2 separate regions of the Homo sapiens genome follow, and region 2 is linked to region 1. The links are chromatin loops, found by intact Hi-C in ENCODE. Cell type or tissue: GM12878. All regions are shown on one strand. Each heading gives the region's core, and the rest is flanking DNA. Links, peaks and the distances in the headings are about the cores only. Region 1 overlaps RORA (RAR related orphan receptor A). Region 2 overlaps RORA (RAR related orphan receptor A).

Region 1 (11,943 bases), core at 5,844-8,343:
AACTGGCATCAAACAAGGCTCTTCAAAATGAAATATTGATTTGCAAGGCTGACAGTAAAGAAGGGTTGGAGGGCTATGGGAGAAGAAGCAAGGAATAGAAGAGTGATTTTTCCTTGAAGAACAATTATTGATGTTGTCACCAGTAGGCCTCCCAAAGGCCAAACAGAGGAGCCAGCTGAGGCCAGGATCCCAAGGATCAGGTGTTCCCAAGGAACACAGCCCCACAGTCCATACTGCTCCCTGGAAAAGGACTCTCTTCATCCTGGCATCAGAGGCCATCCCAGCCCGAAGGAAAATGCCCTCAAACAGCAAAGTATTTTAATCACATACACAAACACTTAATATATCTTGCTTCTGTAACTTTGCTCAAGCTGTTTCTCTAGAAGAGTCTTCCTTCTATTCCATGGCCAAACTCAAGCACCACCTCTTCCAGGAAGACTTCCCTGGACACCCTGCTTCCTTACAAATGTGTTGCCAGAATTCCCAGCACTGGGTCTGCATTGCACCGACTATCCATACCGTTTCTTGATAATCTATATGTATGTTTCTTTATCCCACTTGTTGTGAGCTCTTTCAGGGACAGATCTAGGTTTGGGGCAGCTGAAGTTTAAGCAAGTTAGGGGATTTTCTTTAAGAAGAAAGAATTGTAAAATATCTAACTTTTGCAAATATTACAGAAACCTATAACCATGAAAATAAATTACTAGGGGCATTCTCAGGGCTTTAGGAGAGGCCGGTGCAAATGAAGGGTCCTGAAGTTTAAGTTTTATCAGCTTTGAAGTGGGTCTACTTCTGGTCTCTTGAGTGCAATTCCTTGCTTGTAACAAGCATTCAATAAATATAGGCAGCATGAATTAAATGAATAAAGAAAAAGGAACTACTTTGGGGTGCCCAGTCTGTGATAGGCACAGCCAAATAACTTTGGGAAGGATATTCTCCTCTAAGCAGCACAGCAGCCTATAGATGATACAACCGATAAGTGTTGAAGCCAGAATTGATTTCCAAGACTCACCTTCCTCCATCTGAGAACCTATGACCCAAGAGAAAAAGAAGCAATACCCCAAGTGAAAAGACAAGTGGCTCACACAGGTTAAGTCTTTAGACTTTAGAGGTCTTAGCACTCATAATTTCACCCAGACCAGTGGTTCTTCCACTTTTGTGAGCATCTAAATCACCTGACTCACTTATTCCATGGCAGATTCTCTGACCTGCAAACCAGAGAGTCGAATTTCTCATGTCTGTATAATTGGAGTGGAGCCTGAGAATTTGTATTTTAAATGTGTCCACTCACAATCTTGGTGCAGGTTTTCGAAGACTACACTTTGAGAAACCTTAACTCAACTACAAATGTTGATGTTGAAGGGAAGTGCACCAGGAGAATTAATTGGGTGAGCGCTGATGGAGAGGCTAGTGGAAAGCTGTATTTCCTTCAAGAAGCTGGGATGTGACTTTAACATGGTGTGGCACCATGGCCTCAGGAAGACTGGGGACTGACAGAGAATGGAAACTGCAAGTCTAGAACCTGATGAGTAAGAAGGCTGTATACATATTTTAAAGTGCCTAGGCAAGCCACCAGTTTGAGAACATTCCTCGTCTTTGTGTGACTTTCAACCTGCAGATGTTTTCAACTGAGTCCCCCATGAAGGAGAGGAGCTGAAGACCTTCTCCTACCACAGGGGCCAATGCTGGCTGAGTATTCTGCTTTGCTATGTTAAGAATTTCAAGAGGTAGCTCCTGGATATGTAATGCACAGCGCTCTTGTCCTGGTTATATATGGCTTCTCATGAAGAAAACTTCTGGCCTAGCTTCAATTTCACAATTATGCATGCTGGGGCTTGTAGGTACCAGATGGTTCCAGGGTTACCACAGGTATTTTCCTTTCAACACCATCATGGTAACGTTTTTCTCTTCAGAAATGTCTATGACCTTCAGAGGCCCTAGAAACGCCCCCCCATTGCCCCCCCAAAAAGCTTCAAAATCCAGGACTGTCTATTGTTTCATTGTCTTTTGCTTGTTTGGTGGTGTTTATTGGGAAGAAAATGCAATAGATGCTTTGGTATCAAAAAGTCTGGCTCTTTTAGAATCAAACGTACATAAAACTGATTGTAGAACGAGCCCAGGCTGATGTCATGGGCTCTGAGTTCAGGCCTGATTCAGTTACTACTTGGGCAAGTCACTTAACTTCCCTAGGTCATCTCATCTGTGATATAGACTTGATAATATTAGTTCTGCCTCCCAGAGCTGTGTTAACGGAGACAAAGTGTTTTGAAATATCTAAATATAAATGTAAGGGCTATTGGCTTTTGGTCATAATCTACTAACCCCTTACAGATAACAGTTAAGTTATCTACACACAATAATTTTTAAAAACCATTTTCAAGGCAATGGAATGCAGTCAAAAGTCCAACAGGAACTGGAAGGGAGTCTGTCCCCTGAAACATGAACCTTCACCAAGTAAAATTTATGAATTTGTGGGGTTTTGTCTGGGAGCACTCCCAAGTTAGCTTTCAGCTCTGGATAGCTTGAACTGTCAGAGAAATAAGTCAGAAAAGGAACAAGAACATAAGGGGAGAAATTCTGGAAAGGTGGGAACTGCAGAGGCAGCAAGCTGCAAAATCTATGTACAAAATCTGCCCAATCCTCGGCTGGCTGCAAAAATATATGTGCATGAGGGAGACTCCAAGGGACCCAATACGAAGAAGCAGCTGGAAGCTAAAAGAACAGAAAAGTGACTTTATCTGCTGTCGACCGCAGGAACAACAGAGCTGGAATTTGAGTCCAGGCAAGTCGAGTGGTTGCTAAAGCAAAAATTATTTTCAGAGAAACAAACAGAATCTAGGGTCTCTGCAACAATCATTTGTTTTGTCTATTACCCAATCCAAAGTCTCCATACATGCAAATAAAGAGTAAAATGTAACACATAAGAAAAAAAAAAGCAGTAATAAAAACCAACCCCAAGAATACTCAGATAATGCCCTTAGCTGATAAGTACTTTAAAGAAGCCATTATAAATATGTTCAACAAATTGAAGGAAATATATACATAATAAATGAACAGATATGGGACTTCAGTGAGAAACAGAAACTATAAAAATGAACCAGATAGAAATCCTAGAGTTGAAAAGTAGAATGAATATAATGAAAAAAAATACTACTGTATGGGCTTAACAGCAGACTGGAGATGGCAGGAAAGAGTCAATGGACTTGAAGATGAATTAATAGAAAGTATTCAATCTTAAGAACAAAGAGAAAATAATGAAGAAGAGTGAACAGAGCCTCAGTGACTTGAGCATTATAAACCATCAAACAGTATACATATATGAAATAGCAAGTTCCAGAAGAACAGTAGAGAGAGAATGAAGCAGAAAAAGTATATTTGAAGGAACGGCTGAAAATTTAACAAGTATGGTTAAAGACATCAACTTATAGATTCAAGAAACTCCGCACATCCTAAGCAAGACAAATACAAAGAAAACAATATCTAGACAAACCACAGTCAATTTTCTGAAGTCGAAAGATAAAGAGAACATCAAAAAAGCAGCCAGAGACCTACAGCAGAAACAACAATATGAATGATAGCTATTTCTCTCACAAATAGCAAAGGCCAGAAGACAACGGAATAACATCTTTAAGGTACAGACTGAAAAACATTGTCAACCCAGAATTGTATCTTCAGGAATAAAGAGAAAATAAAGTCCTTTTTGGATAAACTGAGAGATTCATTGCCAAGAGATCTGTACTAAAAGAACTGGAAAAGAAAGTTCTGCAGTCTTAAGGGAAATGACACCAAATGGTAACTCAGATCTACAGGGAGGAGTGAGGATCACTGGAAATGTTTTCTCAAAGATGTAAGAAGTTATTAATTTTTCCAGTGGGTAGCAAATTTATACCATATAATCATACTTTGCCCTATAGTAAATGACACATTGCCTCTTTGTCACAAAACCCCTAAATTCTACAAATACTGTCTTTCCTGCTCCCTTCCTCCCCATCCCCACCACTCCCTCAAAAGAGAGAGAGAGAGAAAAAAAAAAAGAGAAAGAAAACTTGATTTTATTTTCTAGCTGTGTGACCTTGGGCAAAAAGTTAACTTCTTGGTGTTTTAGTTTCTTCATTTATAACAAGAAAAAGTGGAGTAAATGATCTCAAAAGTTCCTTTTGGCCTGAACATACTGTGATTCAGACTAAACTGGTGCAGTATGTTAGGAGTAGTCTTCATTTAATTTTTACTATTATTATGGTTACAGTAACTAAGTCTTAGTCTTCATGATCAGACAAACTCATAAAATTCATTCAAGAACTAATAAGGCTTAGAAGTGTCTTACACACCAACATCCTTTGGAGTCTCATCACTTAAAAACAACAAAAAAATATGCTGCCATGGCTGAAGTAATCAAATGAGGTAAGCCACAATACATGTGCTCTGCAAACTGCAATGCCCAATGCAGACAGAGGTAAGGTGGTTTGATTATCCCAACTGCCAGATTCCCTTTCACATTTTCAATATATTGATGCTGGATGCCAGTTTCTTAAGTCATCTCAAACACCAAGGAACTACATTAAACCATATCAGAATGTGCTTAGTCAAGTGCGAAAGTTCACTGCACAAGTCTTGCCTGTGTGAGAAGCAGAGAGTAAGGAAGCCTTGAGCCTCCAAGGACTGGGAACAGTTAATTAAATATTCAGTGTGTCCATGTTTCACTTGGGGGAGAATTTATGAAACTTCAAAGAGCTTTCTGGTGATTTGCCACAGAGATGGACTTAAGCCAGGCTAGACTCCAAGGCTTACTGGCCACCAAATCCTGGGAGGCTGCCCTGGGGTAGCCTTCCTCAGTCCTGATGCTCTGTGACATTTGAGCCGTGCAGGCTTTCTCTCCCGCCTCAGTGCCTCTGTGATTCTGCCGGATTAAGCAAGCAGTGGGAAGTTCCTGACTCAGACAGTGCACTCTAGAACGGGTTCTTTGAGGACCTGGGTCCCAGCTGGCTCTCCAAGGTGACAGGGAAAAGGTAGAAAAATACAGTCCCTTCTTTGGCAGCCTTTTTACAATTCTGCTGAGTGCCGTGTGTTCAACTGTTTCTTTTCTTCCCCAGAAAACAGTCACTGCAAATAACATGCTGTTTGGTAACAGGTCTACTTAAAATGCCACATTCATATAATTATTTACAAATACTGGCATAAATGAAATAAAGGTCTGACTAAAACAGAAAATCTCAAAGCCCAACACTATTGCTTTAATGAAGAGAGTAGAGAAAGGCTGAATAATCTGCTGTTTCACCGCGTTCTTGAGAAACCTTTTCTCCCTCCTGCACACATATTCCATGTTTAATCTTCCTTTTTTAATTTGCTCCCATTACCCAACTTATAGCACATAATGAAGTATACATATCACCTGTGTTTTCAAATGGCTTTTAGATAGATTTGAACATGGTCACCAGAGAACCATTACACCTGTGTGTATGCTGCCCTTTGGAAGAAAAACGACCATAAAGTCCTAGGGAAAAATACTGGGTGCATACCACTGAGCCAAAGCTTGCTTTTAGATATCCAAAGCTTGCTTTTAGATATCCAAACCTCCACTGACGTCACCAGCTAACTGAGTCCCCAATATCCCTATGAGCTGCCTGCAGGTTTCCGACAGCAAAATCCAATACATGTTCAAAATGGCAATCATTAATTTCTAAACGATTGGCCACTGTTTGTTGAATAACAGTACTTCTATTCTGATAGGGTGGAGTTATCATTCAACCAGAGGCAGAGAAAAAGCACCTGGCTTCCTTACTTGCTTTCTGTTTAGAAGGGTGCTGTGCCTCATGCGCCCATATCCTAGGGCTCACTGCTCACAAGCACCGTAGGCCTGGAGTTCTGCCTGTCCACTTTCTGTCCTTCAACCACACAAATGTGGAAAATGGGTGGTGCTGAGATTCTGCCCTCAGAGGGGTTCATTTCAAAACAAATCCTGGACCTTAGTTGCTAAAATGCGACACCCCTTCCCACTGCTTCTCAATTACATAAAAACCTCAAGAAACCTACCATAAGCACTGGCATTTATAATCTATCACCATTTTGCTATGCATATAGGGTGATATCAGGTATCCAAAATCCCCACACACTAGATGTATGCCACCTCAGGAACCGGGAAAAAGAGTCCTTACCTCTGAAGAACCAACCTGAAGTTTGTGGTTGGTGGTGGAGACAGCCATAGAGAGAATTCAAAATGGCAACCCGAAGTCAATGTTTCAAATGGGCTATTCACCTTCTGTAGGCTGGCAGGAGCTCTTCACCTTTACTCCTGTGCTCACCACGAAACAACAAGAGCAGCAGCAGCAAATAAAACCCCAACTCAAAATGGGCTGCTTGAGATGTAGAATTTGCTTTTATATTCTTCTTCTCTAAACTGTGTTGGAAAGGGCAGCCAAACCCCGGGAGAGTATTTTTGAGCTAAGAATTTGACAACTGTTTAGACTGGAAGCTCCCTGAGGGAAGGCTCAGTCTTTAAACTGTATTTCGCTGAGGCACAGTTTGATACCATGGTGGTATATGGTAGCTAATATGATGCAATGATGAAGGAGGGATCTCAAACAGCCACTGATCTCCTAATATCACAACTTCAAACAGCTTCCTGCCCTCCCTCCCTCCATGGTGAGTAAGGCAGAAACAACAGGTTGATTTGTCAACCACAGACAATCAGAGGAGGCCTTCCTTATGGCGCCTCCCTATATATGGCAACTCCCCTCACCTAGCCCACCATTCTCCCCTCACCTCCATCCCTACCAGATGTGACATGCCTTGTAGACTGTAAGGCACTGCACCACCATAAAACATTACATAAGACAAAGTAATGTAATGGAGATAACTTTGGGAAATTACCCAAAAGGCCTCATGCCTCGGTTTCTTCAGCTTTCAAATGGGGATCATACTACCTGATGTCTTGCCTACATTACAGGATCATTGTGGGTATCAAAATGTGTAAAGCCTATGCAAATATAACCATCATCATTATAACATTTTCTTAACCTTTGCATCCTCAAAAAAGGGAAGTGCAAAGTGAATGTGTGGTTCTTGACAGAACTGAAAGAAGCCTGAAGTAGGAGTGAGACAGGCCTTAGCTGTGGTTCTGCCACGTCTCCTCCTGGGTGCGGGAACCAGGCTCTCTGCTCTCAGTGCCTCTCTGTATCACAGTGAGGGTGGTATTCTAGCTCTGCTGGGAGACACAGAATGTATGCTGGAACAGGCTTGAGCTCAAGAGCTTCCCCATGCACACGACTCTCCAGGCACTCACCCTTTTGACTTCCCCACATGGAGAAGCCTGATTCTAAACTTGGAGAGGTAATGAGACCTAGCAGGTCAGGCTGGGCCAGCCCATGGCAGTGACCAGGTCGGTATAAGCTTTTCACCTCTGAAAATCTTTAAACTATTTGGGAAAACAAATTACTCTGAAAGAAAATCAGACAGATACCACTTTATACCCACTAGGATGGCTATCCACCCCCCGCCAAAAAAAAAAAGAAATAAAATAACAAGTGTTGGTAAGGAAACTGGAAACCTTATGTGTACATGCTGGTTGGAATATAACGTTGTCACTATGTAAAGCAATTTGGTAGCCCCTCAATAAATCAAACATAGAATTATCATATGATCATATAATCCAGCAATTTCACTCCTAGGTATATACCCAAAAGAACTCAAAGAAAGTGTTCAAAGAAAAACTTGTATGCAAATCTTCATAACAGCACCGTTCACAATTGGAAAAAGGTAGAAACAACCTCAATTTCTCATCAACTGATGAGTCGATAGACAAAATGTGGTACATTCATACAAAAGAATATTATTCAGCCACAAAAAAAAGAATAAAGGACCCATACAGGCTACATCCTGGATGACCCTTGAAAATATTATGCTCAGTGAAAGAAGCCAGTCACAAAAGGCCACATAATATATTATTCCATTTATACAAATACCATGAGTAGGTTTATCATTATTTATGTCTAAATATATTTTATTTATATATTTATATAATATATAATTATATTATCTATATATTTATTAATTATATTTATTATTATTATTATTATTTCTGCACAGAGGCAGAAAGCAGATTAGTGGTTGCCAGTGGCAGAAGGGAATGGGAAATGGGATTTCCTTTTGGGATAATTAAAATGTCCTGGAACTAGATAGTGTCATGGTTGCATAACTTTGTGATTGTCCTAAATGCTACTGAATTGCACACTTAAAAATGATTAAAATGGTAAGTTGTACATTATGTGTATTATACCATTAAAAAAAAGATAGCCATACATAGGTGGGAATGAGGTGGCTGGGAGAAGGGACAGTTCTGGAGCTCCTGTCCAGGACAGCCTTCCAAAGCCATCTTTGCTGCACTGTGTGTGCCTTTCCAAGGGCCTGGGTTGTACATTAATTGAGAAATGATTCCTAATAAGTCCCAAGAAGCCACAGGTCTTTTCCTTACAAACAGGAAACAATCACATCTCATGGCAGCTCATTACACATTCTTTGGGTACCATGAGTTGTTTTAAAACCGTGAAATTAGTTCTGGCAGAGTTTACAGAAAAACACCCATGAGATGAGACTGAATGAGTTATGTAAGACTTCTCGCACTCTGCTTATGAGATATTAACTCCTTACGGGCCCAGCCAAGGACACCGGTGTCATTTATAAAGTAGTGAGCACACCCTGGTTCCCACCAAGACCAGCACGCGGTTGACAAGAAGCAGCAGTGGAGCCCTAGATCTGGATGGGCTCATCGAGCAATTGCCAGCTTCAGCAGCTAGGTACTTCCTTCTCCACAAGAGGCCGGTGAGGCTGCTAGCCAGGTGAAGGGACTTGCTCACACAAACTGGCTCAACTAAAAGTTCCAGTCTTTTCCCAGGAGTTAGGCTGACCTTTTGGGGTGGTGCACGGAAAGCTTTAAAATCAACCAGATGTGTAGAAGATTAATACGATCATCACTGGCCTACAGCTATGCCACAAGACCAGCCCCAACCCACCAGGAAGATAAGTAATCTGATCCATTGAGCTTGAACTCTGGCATTAAGGAGACACATATTTCAAAAGTTTCCGTCTGGCAATAGTCACTAAATTAATTATTATACATGAGAAAAAAAAACTTAATTAATGTGTGAGCCCCAAACAATGAAATGAGCTCAGAAGCTTTCCTCCACCCCTTCCCCTTCATTTCCCCAACAGACACACACACACACACACACACACACACACACACACACACACACACACCACCTGCAGTGTACTTACAAAATATGTATGGAATATTTTACCTATGAAATATACTTCATAATTTATTTAGAAAGTAGCAAAGCATTCAAAAATGAGTTTAAAAAGCTTGTTCAAGATTTGTCTCAGGAATCAAGTACTGAACTTGGAGAAACCTTAGGACTCTACTTAGAATCCATGGACTCTTATTTTAGAAATAACATGCTTAGTTGTCTGGTTCCTGAGCACTAGCTCATTGGAAGAGGAGACAGGGAGCACTGCAGCAAGGTACCCTAAGCAAGAAGCAAGTATTCACCACCAGAGTGGGAAGAACAGAGAGGACTAAAGGCAAGCAGAAGTCACCAAAAAAATGGCACCATCCCAAGCCTGGAGCCATGGGAAGTGCCAGCAAACCCTCTCACCCTAACAGGCAGCATGGTAGCGGGGAGGGGACACAGGCTTAAGTATCAGACAGATCCAGGTCTGAAAGCCAGACCTTGCTACTTATTAGCTGTGCAATATTGGGTAAGTTACTTCCCCTCTCTGACCCCTAATTTCCTTCTAAAAAGGAATGATATATCCCCACTCTAAAGTGGAGGCAAGCATGTGTAACTTACAGGGACTTTGTGAAAATGGGATAAGTTATATAATGAGCTAACAAAGGCATCTAGTTATTGCTCAATAAAGGACTTTTTTTTTTTTTTTTAAACTCAAGGACAGTGTATTATGGCGTGGGCTGATTATTCATGCTCACAATGAGAACCTTGAGTCATGCCGAGAGGGCTGACATATAGCTGTGTCCTCAGTGAGAGGGCAGGGACCTTCCCTTTAACCTACCCCAGGATCCCAATACCTCAGGCCTCCGTGCCCTCGTGCTGGTCTCTGGAACTACACTCAGACTCTCTATCTCTCTTTGAAAGCTACTTGCAGCTAACTATTCTTCTGTAAGTTATCCAATAAACTAATTTATCTTAAGGTGTCAGTGTTCAATAATAGCAAAGTTTTCATGGGAATCAGTTAGCAAGGGGGAACCGCTATAAACCAACAGTGATGTTTCAGCAAAGGTGACAGACTGATGAGGAATTCACTTGGGGTCTGGGGGCCTTCTTGGCGTCCTCTCAATTAGACTTTGTAAGCAGTTTCCTTTTTATGGCTAGCCTGAAACATTACAATATGGAGTCGAGACACTTCATGGGGCCCAAGCACTGGCTGTTGCTGTCTGGCACGTCTTTATAAGAGTTAGATGTTGATACACATCCACTCAAAACACAATAGCTCCTCTTCTGATCGATTCATATTTATTTATTTAATTAATTTATAAACTGCATTGGTCCAAAAACATTGCGGGGGAGATGAGTCACTAAGGTAAACAAGTTCAGATGCCGAAAAATCCCACCACCAAGATACTAAGTATATCACATGCTACATGCCAAGATGCACTGAAAAATCAAAATCATTTATTTTTCTTTGTCTTACTTTCCCCTGCAATCTGATGTTCTTCTAAACACCCATGTCCCAGAGACTGCAATAGCAGAGAGGTAGATAACGAGGGAGGGGCACAGGAAGAGACAAATGGCTGAAGCATTTCAGAATTTATCAAGATATGTAGATAGGAATGGATCAGTCTTTGTCTTGCTCTCTGTTTCTGTCTCTCAGTGCCTCTATCTCTTCAAAATAATAACAGAAATATTGCTAAGATCAAATTAAAAAATTGTCTCTGGCTCTGTTTCCTATAGAGGGCTGCAGCCAGGGCTGTGTTATTCACTTGTCTATCTCCTGGGCCTGCAGCCATGTGCTACACCAAGTCTGCCTCTCCTCCCAACCTCGTATTCAGCCACCCTCACGTTGGTTGCCCAAAACTGGCTACGGTGAGAGTATTTACACCACAGAAATTGGCAAACTTAGACATCAGGGCTTTTTTTTTCCTTCCTTGCTCAGTAGAACAACTTCTGTAGAGTTAAACATTTCCCAGCACACTACTGATACAAATACTTGTTAAATAAACAAAAGAAGAATGACACGCTGTTCCACTTAATTCAATCATTTCCAACACCTCTCTGGCCCTAATCATGACAAACCCCTCTGTAAGTTCTTCTCCACAACAGGATGACATGCCCTGGGATTCAGTTATGAAGCAGAGAAGGAAATGCCAGGAAGACTAATTTAAAACAAAATTTCGTTTTGGTAACAGCGTCTCTGACTCAGCTCTGGTGGAAAGTATCAACCTTATAAACCCACAAGGAAGAGGTGAAGATTTCACATCGTTTCTTCCTTTGATGTTAAAAAGAGAACCTTCTTGAAGGCTGGGACAGCACTGTGAGAGGAGGGCCACCAGGCTAGCAGAGAGCAGTCCCTTATAGCAGCCTCCTCTTGGTGAACTCAGGGGGCGAGAGACTTTCCCTGAGCCCGAGTGTCCTGGCTATAGACCAGTAACTATTATAGCACCTCCTCTGTCTACCCCACACAGCATCTACCTCCCAGCCCCCCAAACTCCTATTTATCCTCCAGGACCCAGTTCATATGCCGCCCCCACCTCTTTGGGAAGAGGCCTGCTCCCTCAGCATGCAGGTCTTTCCCCAGGTCCTTCCTGTCTCAACTCCAGCATTTACTATGTTGGGCTGCAGTTAGTTCTTATCGATTTGGTCACTCCTCTGTCCCTCTGTGACCCTCTCAAGGGCAGGGGCCACGTTGAGCCTGCATTCCCAATACTTTCTG
Region 2 (11,943 bases), core at 5,039-7,538, 110 kb after region 1:
CCAGTATAGTGACTGAGTGAAAAGTTAGTAATAAAAGGTAAGTGACCCAGACAGGGAGTTTCCTGAGCAAGCATAACCCAGCAGTTTTTAGCCACACTTCTTTCATGGCTTTCTCTTCAAGTTAGGTTGACAGATATCTGATCCAATGCTTGGCCATCTACTGAAACCACCTCTTACCATTCCACCAGGTAAGGACGTCAGCAAAAAGCCTTTTCACCACAAGTAGCAACCTACTTTCCAAAACAACTCCCCGCACTTCAAACTAAACCAACGACTAAGTAAACCCAGATTAAATAGAGCTTTATCAGGATGGAGTTTGAGTAATCTCTAAATCAACAAATTCCAGGGAATGTGTGTACAGAATATCCATTATACAAATGTCAGACCACAAAGTCAAACTCTTTGTTGAGATGCTGTTAAGGCCTTCCCTAATACAGCCAATATAGCAGAGTGGGAGAAGCAGGGTCATGCTAGCTTCTATTCCAGAGCCTGTTTTTCCTTATGCAAAGGCCAGTAAAGCAAATTTTCTGCAGAATTATTTTAGTTGTTCCTAAAAAGAACAAGATAGCCTTTCCTCATTAGTCTGAATAGACAGCTCCTTTTCTGAGTTGCTTTAATTGCTGTGGGTTAAGCTTCACTATCACACATCCTCACAACCATAATACAACTGGCATCATTTGGCGCTTTTTGACTTGGTTAAGTACAAACTACAAAGTCCAAGATGGGAAAGGTCATTTATTGTCTGCCAGATGGGATGTTTCAAAAGGAAATGATTTAGTCACATCATTAGGAGAAAAGGGAAGAATTAAAATGTATGCTCACATACAGATTTCGGTACGCACACAAAATGATCAGCACAGGAAAACATAAACAGTAGCCCAACAGCACACAAGTTACAGCACACAAGTTACACAGACTTCCTTAAATGGTATCTTCTACATTGATGTTGAAAAATGTGGATTGCTATTTTAATACTGCTGTCATAACAGTCTAGTACAACTGGTAGCATGAGGCTGAATATGCCTCAGAGTCAGATAGAGCTGGGTCCAATACGGGACTCTTCACTTACTACTCATGTGTGTTTGGGGCATATATCTTATTTCCAAAACTGCCTTATAATCTATAAAATGAGGACCATATGGGCTGGGTGCAGTGGCTCACCCCTGTAATCCCAGCACTCTGGGAGGCCGAGGCGGGTGCATCATGAGGTCAAGAAATCGAGACCATCCTGGCCAACACGGTGAAACCCCGTCTCTACTAAAAATACAAAAATTAGCTGGGAGTGGTGGTGTGCGCCTGTAGTCCCAGCTACTCGGGAGGCTGAGGCAGGAGAATTGCTTGAACTAGGGAGGCAGAGGTTGCAGTGAGCTGAGATCGTGCCACTGCACTCCAGCTTGGGTGACAGAGGAAGACTCCATCTCAAAAAAAATAAAAAATAAAAAAAAATAGGACCATATGGCCTTCCTCCTAGGTTTTTGCATAGATATAATAAGGTTACATGTAAAGTATCTGCCCCTGACACATACTACTTCCTGAATATTATTCCTTTCCACCTCTCCTTAGGTGTGTGTGCATGTGTGTGCATATGTGTTTAGTATTGAAATTATGCCTATATGTAGAAGGCACACAATAAATACTTCTTGTCATTTACTCAGTAATGGACATTGATCATTTACCTTTTACACTAAGTGAGAAAGTCTTAAATGATCTTGATTCATGATTTTTTTTTTCTTTTTTTGAAATGGAATCTCACTCTTGTCGCCCAGGATGCAGTGCAGTGGTGCGATCTCAGCTCACTGCAACCACTCCCTCCTGGGTTCAAGCAATTCTCCTGCCTCAACCTCCTGAGTAGCTGGGATTAAAAACACCAGCCACCACACCCAGCTAATTTTTGTACTTTTAGTAGAGATGGGGTTTCGCCATGCTGGCCAGGCCAGTCTCGAACTCCTGACCTCAGGTGATCTGCCCACCTCGGCCTCCCAAAGTGTTGGGATTACAGGTGTGAGCCACCACGCCCGGCGATTCATGATGTTCCTAATGGTTCTGTCCATTTTTACAGCCCATCTCAGCTGAAAGAAATATCTAACAGTTCTGTTTATTTGTAAATTACACCCAAATAACTTAACAAGTATTTATGTCCTAACAACTTGATTTCTGAAAAAAAGAATACACATAAACTAAAAGAAAAATGAGTCCCATTCACTGTTAAATAATCGTAAGTGCTTAATAGTGAGATGCATGAGCCTGTTGGGCACTACGCAACTTCTCAAACTCTGGCATCAGGTTGGATGCCCTCACCCTTGTTTCCTGCTCCACACTGATTTTCACATGGTCCTGTTTTATAATACAGCAACTGACAAGAACTTAGCTTCTCAAAGGTATGACATCACTGAAAGAAAGTTATGCATTCCAGTAGTGAAACTGTGAACTACCTTGAGCTAGTAGTTCACACGGTGCCTGACAGATGTCAAGAATTGCTGTATTTTCCTCAACTATTTAAAATATTTCCTGGCACCCCTTTGAGGCCACTGCAATGTCCAGGGTGCCTCAGCTCACACCTTGGGAACCCGGAGGCTAATTAACCATAGTGAATCAGATTCATTTTCTATGCTACTACTGAAATATGAATTAGACAATATTATAGATAAAGCTGAATAATATGACTTGTTTTAATACAGTTCTAACTCGATTTTCTACTTCAATTCCATTCTTCAGCCATTGATATTTGGCTTTTTAAAAGCTGTCCTTGTAGTGTCATATGGTCACCAGATAAACTCTGCAGTGAAGGCTCTTTAGATTCAAATCTATGTTGAACTATTTCAATTTTATGATTTTTTTTTTTTAAAAAACAGAGAGTAACCCAAAGCTTACCAGGTGATCCTTCTTAGTAAAAGGGATTTGTGGGCTGTGGATCAGCTTCCCACTGATTCATCTGAGATGAAGACAGGACCCTCCATCCTGCAAAAATGGGTTTGAAAAAAGAAAGGAACTCTCCATTTACACGTGAGAATGGCTCAGCCCTAAGAATGCTGCTTGCAGGTTCACTGTTCTGCATTTAGAATCCAGGCCTAGAGAAGCAGCACGGCTTGCCTCTGCTGTGAATCAGACTCTATCTTGTGTTGTTTTAGAGTCATGTCTACATAGCTGAAAGATGATTTGGATCTTTTTCAAGAAGAGAGTGGTAAGGTGAGGTACAGTGAGGCAGAAGACAATGCTGGTCAATGCTTTAAAATCACTCTCTGAGAGGAAAACCCTTGGTTTCTACTCTCTGCTGATTTCTGTGTTAAAAATACTCCCACCGTGGTTGAACGAGGTCACTGAATTCAGAGTTAGGGAAAGAGGCACACAATCAGCTCTCACGAGCTGACTCTAGCCCTTCACTGGGCAGAACGCTTTTCTCCTCTTCTACAGCTGCCCACGGAATGCTCTGAATCTAGGGGCGTACTCCGCTGAAAGGAAGATTTATAAATGCTCACGTTTATTAGCTCCTAATTGAGGATATCTGCCAGACACAATAAATAAAGTTGAAAAACAGAGTGCTTTGGAGAGAAAGTAGGCTAATCCGAAGCTTTTTATTCAGGGGATGAATTCTGGTCTTCCTCTCTGTATATGGGACACTATCTTGACCTTTCTGGCTGAGTCTATTAGCTCAGAGGTGGCACTCCAGTGGTCAAGTCAACTGGCATTCATCAAGCACCAACCACAGGCTTGAAATTTATATTAGTTGTTTTGGAAGGTTCCAGGAGAAGACAATGTAGACTCCTGAGGAGGGGATGATGTAGGTGAGGAGAGAGGCTAATGGCACATGAAGCCTGCAAAACTGGGCTCTAGACTCTTCTCATTGCAGCTTCAGAGTAAATCAAGTAACACTGTCTGTCTTCCCAGAGGTACCCTTGGCAGAGACCAGCAGGATCTGTTGTTTCTACTGTTGGACGCGTTTATGGGCCCTATTGGCCGATTTGGCAAGCAGCTTTATATAAAATGTCTTCCGGAACCATCCTTTCCCCTGTGAGTCAGTCATCCTCAGAGTCCTAATTCTGTCCAGTTTGCATCAGGCCTCCTCAGTCTCTGTAGCCCAAAGCACACGATAGGGTACCAATGTTCAAGGCTCTGCTTTATTTTGAAATTCAGCTGGTGAAGCTATTATATTCTACCTTTCTCCAAGTAGTATGCAATGCAAAGTGGCAATTTTACACCGTGCTAGCCCAACATAAATTCACAGATGAGTGCACACCTTATTTGGAATAAAGAGAAACACAACAGTTATTAAAGGGGTGATTACCTTCCCAGGGACCATGAATTTAAAATTATGCAAAATCGGAGGTCGGTCTCTACAAGTTCACATAGTGATTTAAATGGGGGTAACAATGAATATAATATCTTCTAACATGTTAAAACTTCCACAGCAAACCTCTTATATAATGCTTTGTTGCTTCATTGATTTGATAAGTTTGTGGGGGTACATTTTGCATTCATATACGACGTATAAAGTATCTTGTTTGCTTTACAAAAATGAAACATCAATAATAACAATCCTCAGGTTGCTATGATTTCTCTGTCATTCATACTGAGTGCTCAGTGTCAGGAACAGCATTTGTTTTGCCCTTGAGGAATTTGCAGAGCAGTTAGTAGGTATCGGTGTCCTTTGTAGTGGTTCAAATAACATATAACTATCGTAATATATTTGAAATAAGCCAATTATTATGCCATTTGAACATCTATCCTCCTTAAGATATATCCTGGGTTTTACTGAAGGACTTCTCTCTTAATAACGTTTTTCTTTATGATATGAGCGTCCTGGCTGGAAGAGAGCTGAGCTTCAGATACATGGTGTTGGAGTAAGGAGAGAGTCTTTTCCCTCAATGGTTATTTGCATGGGGGCTAAGGAGCCTCCTAGTTGGGGAGGTGAACTTGAACTGTAGCAACAATCAAGATTCAAACATGCATAGACAAGTATGATGGCTTGAAGAGGAGACTGCAGGCAGAAGTCAGGAGACAGGGATGGAAAAGAAGGGTCACTGTGAGAGAATCTGGCAGGGCCAACAGACTCAGCCACAAGTCAGCAAGTAAATGGGGAGATGCTGAAATGGGTGAAATGTTCTCCTTCAGTATGGTGGCTGGTGTTTGAACTCATTTTACCCTCTCTTCCAGGGGCTGTGCACACCTTAGGTAGAAAGAGCTATACATGTGAACTGAAACAACTCTCTCACCAAATTCTAAGACACTTTGGGGCTCAAACTACTCTATTCAAACTACCCATCTAAATGAGCACAGAGACAGAAAACGTTTTCCTCACTTCAACACGGGCTGCTATCCTGTCACGGTAATGAACGACGGAAGAAGGCTGGTGGCTGGGGCCTTCTCATAACCATGAGAAGAAACAATAAAGAAAAATAGGGGTGGTGTGGTTTGGGGTGGTCAAGGCCAATGTTGAAGACATTGATACAGCTCAGAATAGCAGGCAGCATCCAATGGTGAGTGGAAGCCCAGATTAATTCCAAAACACATATAAAACATGTCTACCTCTTTGGGAACTCAAAAAATGTGAGGTTGGGATGAGCTGCATGAAGGACTGCATTACCTGAACAAACGGGTGAGGGCTTGAGGCTCTGGGGGCGCTCGTCTTTAATGTTAATGAGACTCATTCATACCATGGGCTGGGGAGGCTTGGAAATATTTTAGTTACATAAACTGACATCAACCCCTCTTCTTCTTTTAATTGATATGCAGTCTTAGCCCTGTTATCATCTCTGATCTTGACCATTTCCCTTAGCCACTGGGCAACCAATGTCTCCTTCTGAACAGTTGGGAGAAATGTAAATTCACTGTTTTTTCTCCAGAGCAGCCAGAGGTTCCTTAATTTGCATCGTTATATGAGTGCAAAGCATGATGATAAAATATGCAATTCTTAAGAAATGTCAAAGACAGCTCATTAGATCAACTTTTTTTTCTGTGTATTTTTTTTTCTTTTTAAACAGGGACCACTGTGCTTCCTTTCAAGTGACAAGAGTTGTGACAGCTGCTCTATAAGGTATTCAATGGTTAATTAAGACACGAGTGTCATTGCTGAGCTCTTTTGTGTTTCATAGAAAGCAGTTGCTAAACAGATGAAAGTAGGTCTGAGGCAAGGGGTAGCATAACTATTATTTCAATTAATAAATAGCTCTAAAAGTGAAGGAAGTGATAAAGCCCTCAAGAGCGTCTGTATCTGCCCCGGTTCTGTCAGGAAAATTAAACAGAGCACTTGTGATTGCCATTGCTTCTGTTTAAGAGATCCAAGCAAGTAGGGTCACCTGTGCTGAGCAGGTTAGAGCCGGCCTGGTTCTTGGGGCACCCCCTAGTGACATGTTCCTATACCCTAGGATATCCCTTTCCTTGCTACTGAAAGAAATGGTGCTGAATTCACCTTGTTCTTCCACCCTCATCATCCTTTATTCTCCCCCTCTCTTCTACCAAAGAAGCCCTAAAATGTATTTTCAGATAAATATCAGGAAAGCATTTATAAATATTTCAGAGGTGTTTCATAAATAAATCAGCAAATCTACAAAAAGACTTCTCTCTTTTAATGAGATCTTGTCTGTGGTATATCCCTTTTACTTGAGCATCATTAAAACCAGTTGGGAAGATTTTTATACTGGACTCTCTTTTCGGGGGCTTCATAATATATGAACAAGCCTGCTATGCGTCTGTGAAACATGTAGCCTCTTCTTCTGACAGATTAGGCAGCCCTGGCGCGAGGGAATAGCTTTTACTCTTTTTAAAGTAAATACTAATCAATAGCAACTGTACCGACAAAAACCTTCTTGCTGCCTAATTGCACCACAGCTACTCATAGACCCCAACAGAATTTTCCCCTAGATGTAACAAAATTAACTACCAGGGGCTGAGCTAGTGAATTATCACCATCTCTCTATTCAAATGTAATTAACACAACCCCCCAACTACCACATGTACCATTAAAGTACCATTTGTATGTGTAATTTTCAAACAGGGTCTAAAGGTCGTGCCCACATCAATCTTTTCAACACACACAGCTGCACAGGAAATCAAACTGGCAGGGAGGTGGTCGCAGCCATTCTAGGAAATCTCTCCCTCTCTCAGATATTGTTTGTAGTTTCTCTTCTGCAGCTTAATGCCCTCTGTGGTCTCTTTGGCCGTGTCAGAAATAGCCAGACTGTATCAGAGGCAAACAAGTGATTTAAGGAATTTTAGGAAGCCAATCTAGTACCCAGCCCTGGCCAATCCAGGGGCTAGCTATGCAGAAATCTTACTGATAGCTTGGGATGGATACTACGGCCACGGTGGTTAATAATAACTAAGATTTTTATTGTACATTCAGATTATAAAAAAACTTGTACCTGCATTTTTCAAACTCATTATTATTATTGGCAATTGTAGTAATACCAGGGGCTATATATTGAGCATTTGAGCTAAGAGCTGTACATCTATAGTTTGTCAATTAATCCTCATAACAACTTTATGAGTTAGGAATTATTTCCTCTATTTTAAAACCAAGGAAACTGAGGCTCAGAGTGAGTGTGTGACTCAAAATGCTCCAAGCAGCTAGAAGGAGGGAGCACCAGGGTTTGAACCCGATTTTCTGACTCTGAGGCTCGTTCTGACACATAATCACTTTGGGAGGGAGGTATCATCATCATCCTCAGCCCCCCACCAACATTATCATCATCACCACCATCATCATCAACATCATCTGCCTTTCATACATGAGGTAAACAAGGTACAGAGAGGTGAAGCAGCTTGTTCAGGGCTACACGGCACAGAAGAGTATGGAAGAAGAGGCTTGGAGGCAAGATAAAGGCAAGGGGCAGTCATTGGGGATTCATGGAATAGATGTCTCTCTAAATGTCTCTCATGTCCTGGTGGCCATTCCATCTGTCACTTTCAAAAGTCAGTGGAAAGAGCAATGTAAGAGGAGTCAGGAGTCAGGGGCCATCCACTCAGACCAGACACCAGCTGGGTGACCTTGACCTTGACATTCCCTCTCTGGGCTCCGTGCTCTTGATTACATAACAAGCTAGATTAGAAGATATCTCAAGTCACTTCCAGATGTAACATTTTAGGCTCTTCATTTGTGAATTATTCGTGCTAGAAGAGGCCATATGTGGAAATTTAACACAGCAATACTTTCTCAAAACTTCACCTGTAATGTGCCTGTTAGGACTCAGGCACCCATGTTGTCACAAAGCCATCTCTTGATAAAAGGAGGAGCCCTGGGCTGAGGATGCCCACATTTAGCGTTTTTTTTCTCAGAAATACTCTGCCACTCCCAGAGCCAACACGTACAAATAGCATTTGCTGCACACCCTCCACTTCCCATGTGTCATTTGGCAAGGCTGCCCCGCTTGTCAAGAGGGCTATGCAAAGTCACCAAGGTCTGTAACTCCAGTTAGAACTCAAACACTAATTTTTCAGCAGCAGAGTCTGTTGTGAGAAACCTTGCTCCCAGGTGCACAGTGAACACAGAGGGTCCTTCTCTAATGGGACTCCCTTGACTTCTTCCACTCAAAGACGCCTGGTTCCAGCCTGTGAGGCTGTGCATGGGGTCAGCTCCAATGCTCGGAACGTCCCGCCTCCACCCAGATACACACTGACCACATGTGTCTGGGGCTCCTGAGTTTTTCTCTGCCCATAGCTCACCCAGGGCATGAGTGCCTTCTGCAGTTTAGTTTATAGTTGATCCATGCTGGTGAGGCCTGCCTCTGAGTCAGGGCCACCATTAGCCTGGCCTTGAGGGGACATGCACCTTCATGCCTGAGCTGACCGTAGGGTGTGTGTGGAGGGGGCGCTTTTGGTGTCCAGAGGCACTTGGCATCACATTATATCCATTTAAATATGTTTTCCCTTGATTCTGAATGAACTGAGAGAAACAAAAAATACTAATCAAAATGGAATGCAAATATCCAAGGCTCCTTTCTCTCAGAAAATGCCCTATTTTCCCCCCTCCATGGTACTAATGTTTTAGAAATAGAAGGCACCTCTGGAGAGACAGGATAATACCAAATTTTCAAATCTGTAGAAAATGAGTACAGGGGTAGGCGGCACTATTAGTGCTACTAAAAATAAGCTTTGGGAAGCTACAGTAAATGGAAAAACCAGAAGAGTCATTCCTTTTTTAAACTGTACTGAAAATCCTGTATGTTCAGGAGCCATTTTCTCCAGAGATTCCAACAATAATACTTGGAATTCAATATCCATTTCTACAGTGGTCTCTCTCCCATTTTGTCCCCCTCCCTTCACCACTGCCCCAGTAATGCAGGCTAAATATTAAGCTTATTACCCCCACAGAAAGCGTGGTTCTGCCAACTGAACATTGTGCCAGATACCAAGAATTGAGGCGATTATGCCCTGCATGCTGCTTGGTATACTGAAGATGGGCGTTCTTTTACTTTATTTTTATTTCATTTCATTTTTTTTTTTTATTAAAGAGAGTTCTACTGTAGACAAACAACCCAGGGATTGTTTGAAGAAAAGGGATATCCCCTCAGACCTGGGGATGCATTTCTCCCTCAGTGGCTAAACCTCTTTGTCATTATTACCTCCAGAGAGAGACACCCAGGGATCTGCTCACACCACCCATCTCCAGGCAAGTTGAAGCATGTCCTGGAAAGCCACCTGAACCCTGGACAGCTCCGCCTGACTAGAGAAATGGTGGCAAAGGAATTCTTGCTGTGGTCCCAGCGGTGAGCATAACAGAGTTACCTCTCTCCACCCCAAATATTCAGACTGCAAGGACACTGGCTCCCAAGCTTCGACCTGCTTGGAGTTCCATTCCAGGTACTCTGCTGATGTCTCGGCCAGCCTCAGCCACAGACTCCCAGCTGAGCTGAGCTGTTCTGAGGAGTCAGGAAATTTGGGGGATTTTAACAGAGAAACAAAGCCTGGCACCCCATGTGTCAAAGCTCTGGATACTAGCTCTTTAGAACCTAGGTGGGCTAACGGGAAAAGTCAATGTTAGCAGTAAACCCAAGATCAAAACTTATTCCATGCCTTTCCATCTTCTCTCAAACATAGCCTTTATCGAACGATTGAACCCTCACACACATAAATAAATGGAGAAAGATGTACTCTGAAAAAAAACCATAGAAAATAGAGTCACAAGTTATTTATAAAGGGGAGATTTGTTAAAGTAGCCAATCTACTTCCCTCATTTTATAGGCAGAGAGACAGAGGAAGAGCAGGTTGAAGGTTCTGAACAGGATCCCCACTAAGCGTGGGTCACATTAGGGGACAGAACACTAGCATGGGCTTTTGCCTCCTAATTCAGCGTTCTCACCACCCTTGTTGTTCCATAGAGCCTCTGGAAAGAGAGTGGCCTCAAGTGGGACTGGAGTGAAAGGCCAAGATTGAGAACGCCTACCTATTTTTTACAAGGTGGTCTGGAATGTATTATTATTTTTTTTCCTTCTTTATTTCAGTCTGGGCATTTTTGCCTCTTAAAAGCAGCTAACCCTTTACCACGGAGGTGATGCAGAAATCTACTCATCAAGTAAGCCTGAAAGCCCTTTGATTCCTGCAGAAAAATCTATATGTGCCCTTCAGCCTCATAATTGAGTTGCAAAGGGGAAAAATAAAATTGTTTCCTGGCTGTGTGGAGCCATTCTACCCAACATGCCAATAAAAAGCAAGTGGTGTTTTTGTCCATAGGATGTCCAGGTTCAGAGTCAGATCCATGAGGCTAAACAAGGGCTAGGTTATTACCAACAAATGATTACACTCCAGGTTGTATTGAACAGAGTGAGATATGTGAACTCTTGAGACTAATTGGAAGGGGAAATGTCAATGTTGACATCCCCTGACTGGATTCCCTAAACCACAGTGGAAACTAACCCAGAATCTTAAAAATGCTGGCTTCCAGAAAGCCCTATTCTTATCAGGAAATGTGAATATTAATCCCAGGCAAGTCACTTAGCCACTACTGTTTTTCTTTGCCATCAGATAGTAATAGCCATCTGCGGTATCTTTTTTCAGAAAATTATTTGGAAGATCAAGTAAATAGAGTAGAGCATTTTAACTAGTGAAATACTCCTCTTATTCAATCACAGTTATTCTCTGCAGTATGTGGAAGCAGGTTAACACCATCTACCTCAAAACAACTTTGTGAAGTTGGGGGTCCCGTTTTAGACATGGGAGGACTGAGACTCAGAGAGTTTAGGTGGCTCATCTAAATTCACAAAGAACTTAGAGAGAAACAGACAAGGTACAAACCCAGATTGGCTAGTTCCATCTCATTTTCTCCATGGAATCACATGGCTTCTCTCTTGATACATGCAAAATGCTTTTAAAGGTTAAAAGAGTGATACTGTAACAACTAATTGAATTCATCCCCACACTGTCAGTCATGTCAATATTTAGGAGTTCACACTTCTCTCCATGGACATAAATCATCTTTATGAGGCTCTGGCTGTTTTTTTTTTGTTGTTGTTGTTTTTTGGGTTTTTTTTTTTTTTTTGAGATGGAGTTTTGCTATTGTTGCCCAAGCTAGAGTGCAATGGCGCGATCCTGGCTCACTGCAACCTCCGCCTTCCAGGTTCAATGATTCTCCTGCTTTAGCTTCCTGAGTAGCTGGGATTACAGGCGCCCACCACCATGCCCAGCTAATTTTTTTTTTTTTTTTTTTTTTTTTTTTTTTTTTTTTGTATTTTTAGTAGAAACAGGATTTCACCATGTTGGCCAGGCTGGTCTCGAATTCCTGACCTCAGGTGATTCACCTGCCTCAGCCTCCCAAAGTGCTGGGATTACAGGCATGAGCCACTGTGCCCGGCTGACTCTGGCTGTTTTTGTAACTACAGTAAGCTCCTCTGTGACGGAAGCTCCTAGTTGTATCTGATTCACTGGTGGACTGATGGAATGCCTGGACTAGTCTTCAACACACCTTCTGCTCTCAAGGCCATTTCCACGGCCATGTTTGAGAACATCAGATCA

The links. Hi-C counts contacts between places; a loop is a spot of excess contacts. Peaks named below come from ENCODE experiments on the same cell type or tissue, not always from the same donor. Only the 100,000 strongest peaks of a DNase experiment are listed, where the experiment ranks them.
Region 2: a loop joins it to region 1, with 2.8 times the contacts of the local background. A loop is called at or near these places in 2 of 110 quality-filtered maps.

Annotation. Positions count from the first base shown.
Region 1 is chr15:60,789,018-60,800,960 of GRCh38, forward strand. The region is part of intron 1 of RORA (RAR related orphan receptor A); the gene reads right to left. Among named protein-coding and RNA genes, the nearest start is that of RORA-AS4, 31 kb to the left of the region's middle. RefSeq lists enhancers at 1-175, 7,181-7,360. In GM12878, for the core only: no CTCF peak of the experiment used is centred there; a DNase peak (open chromatin) is centred at 7,044; H3K27ac peaks cover 539 bases.
Region 2 is chr15:60,899,451-60,911,393 of GRCh38, forward strand. All of the region lies in intron 1 of RORA (RAR related orphan receptor A), which reads right to left. Among named protein-coding and RNA genes, the nearest start is that of RORA-AS4, 140 kb to the left of the region's middle. RefSeq lists enhancers at 1-203, 7,781-8,282, 8,789-9,988. In GM12878, for the core only: a CTCF peak has its summit at 6,340 (motif pointing left); no DNase peak of the experiment used is centred there.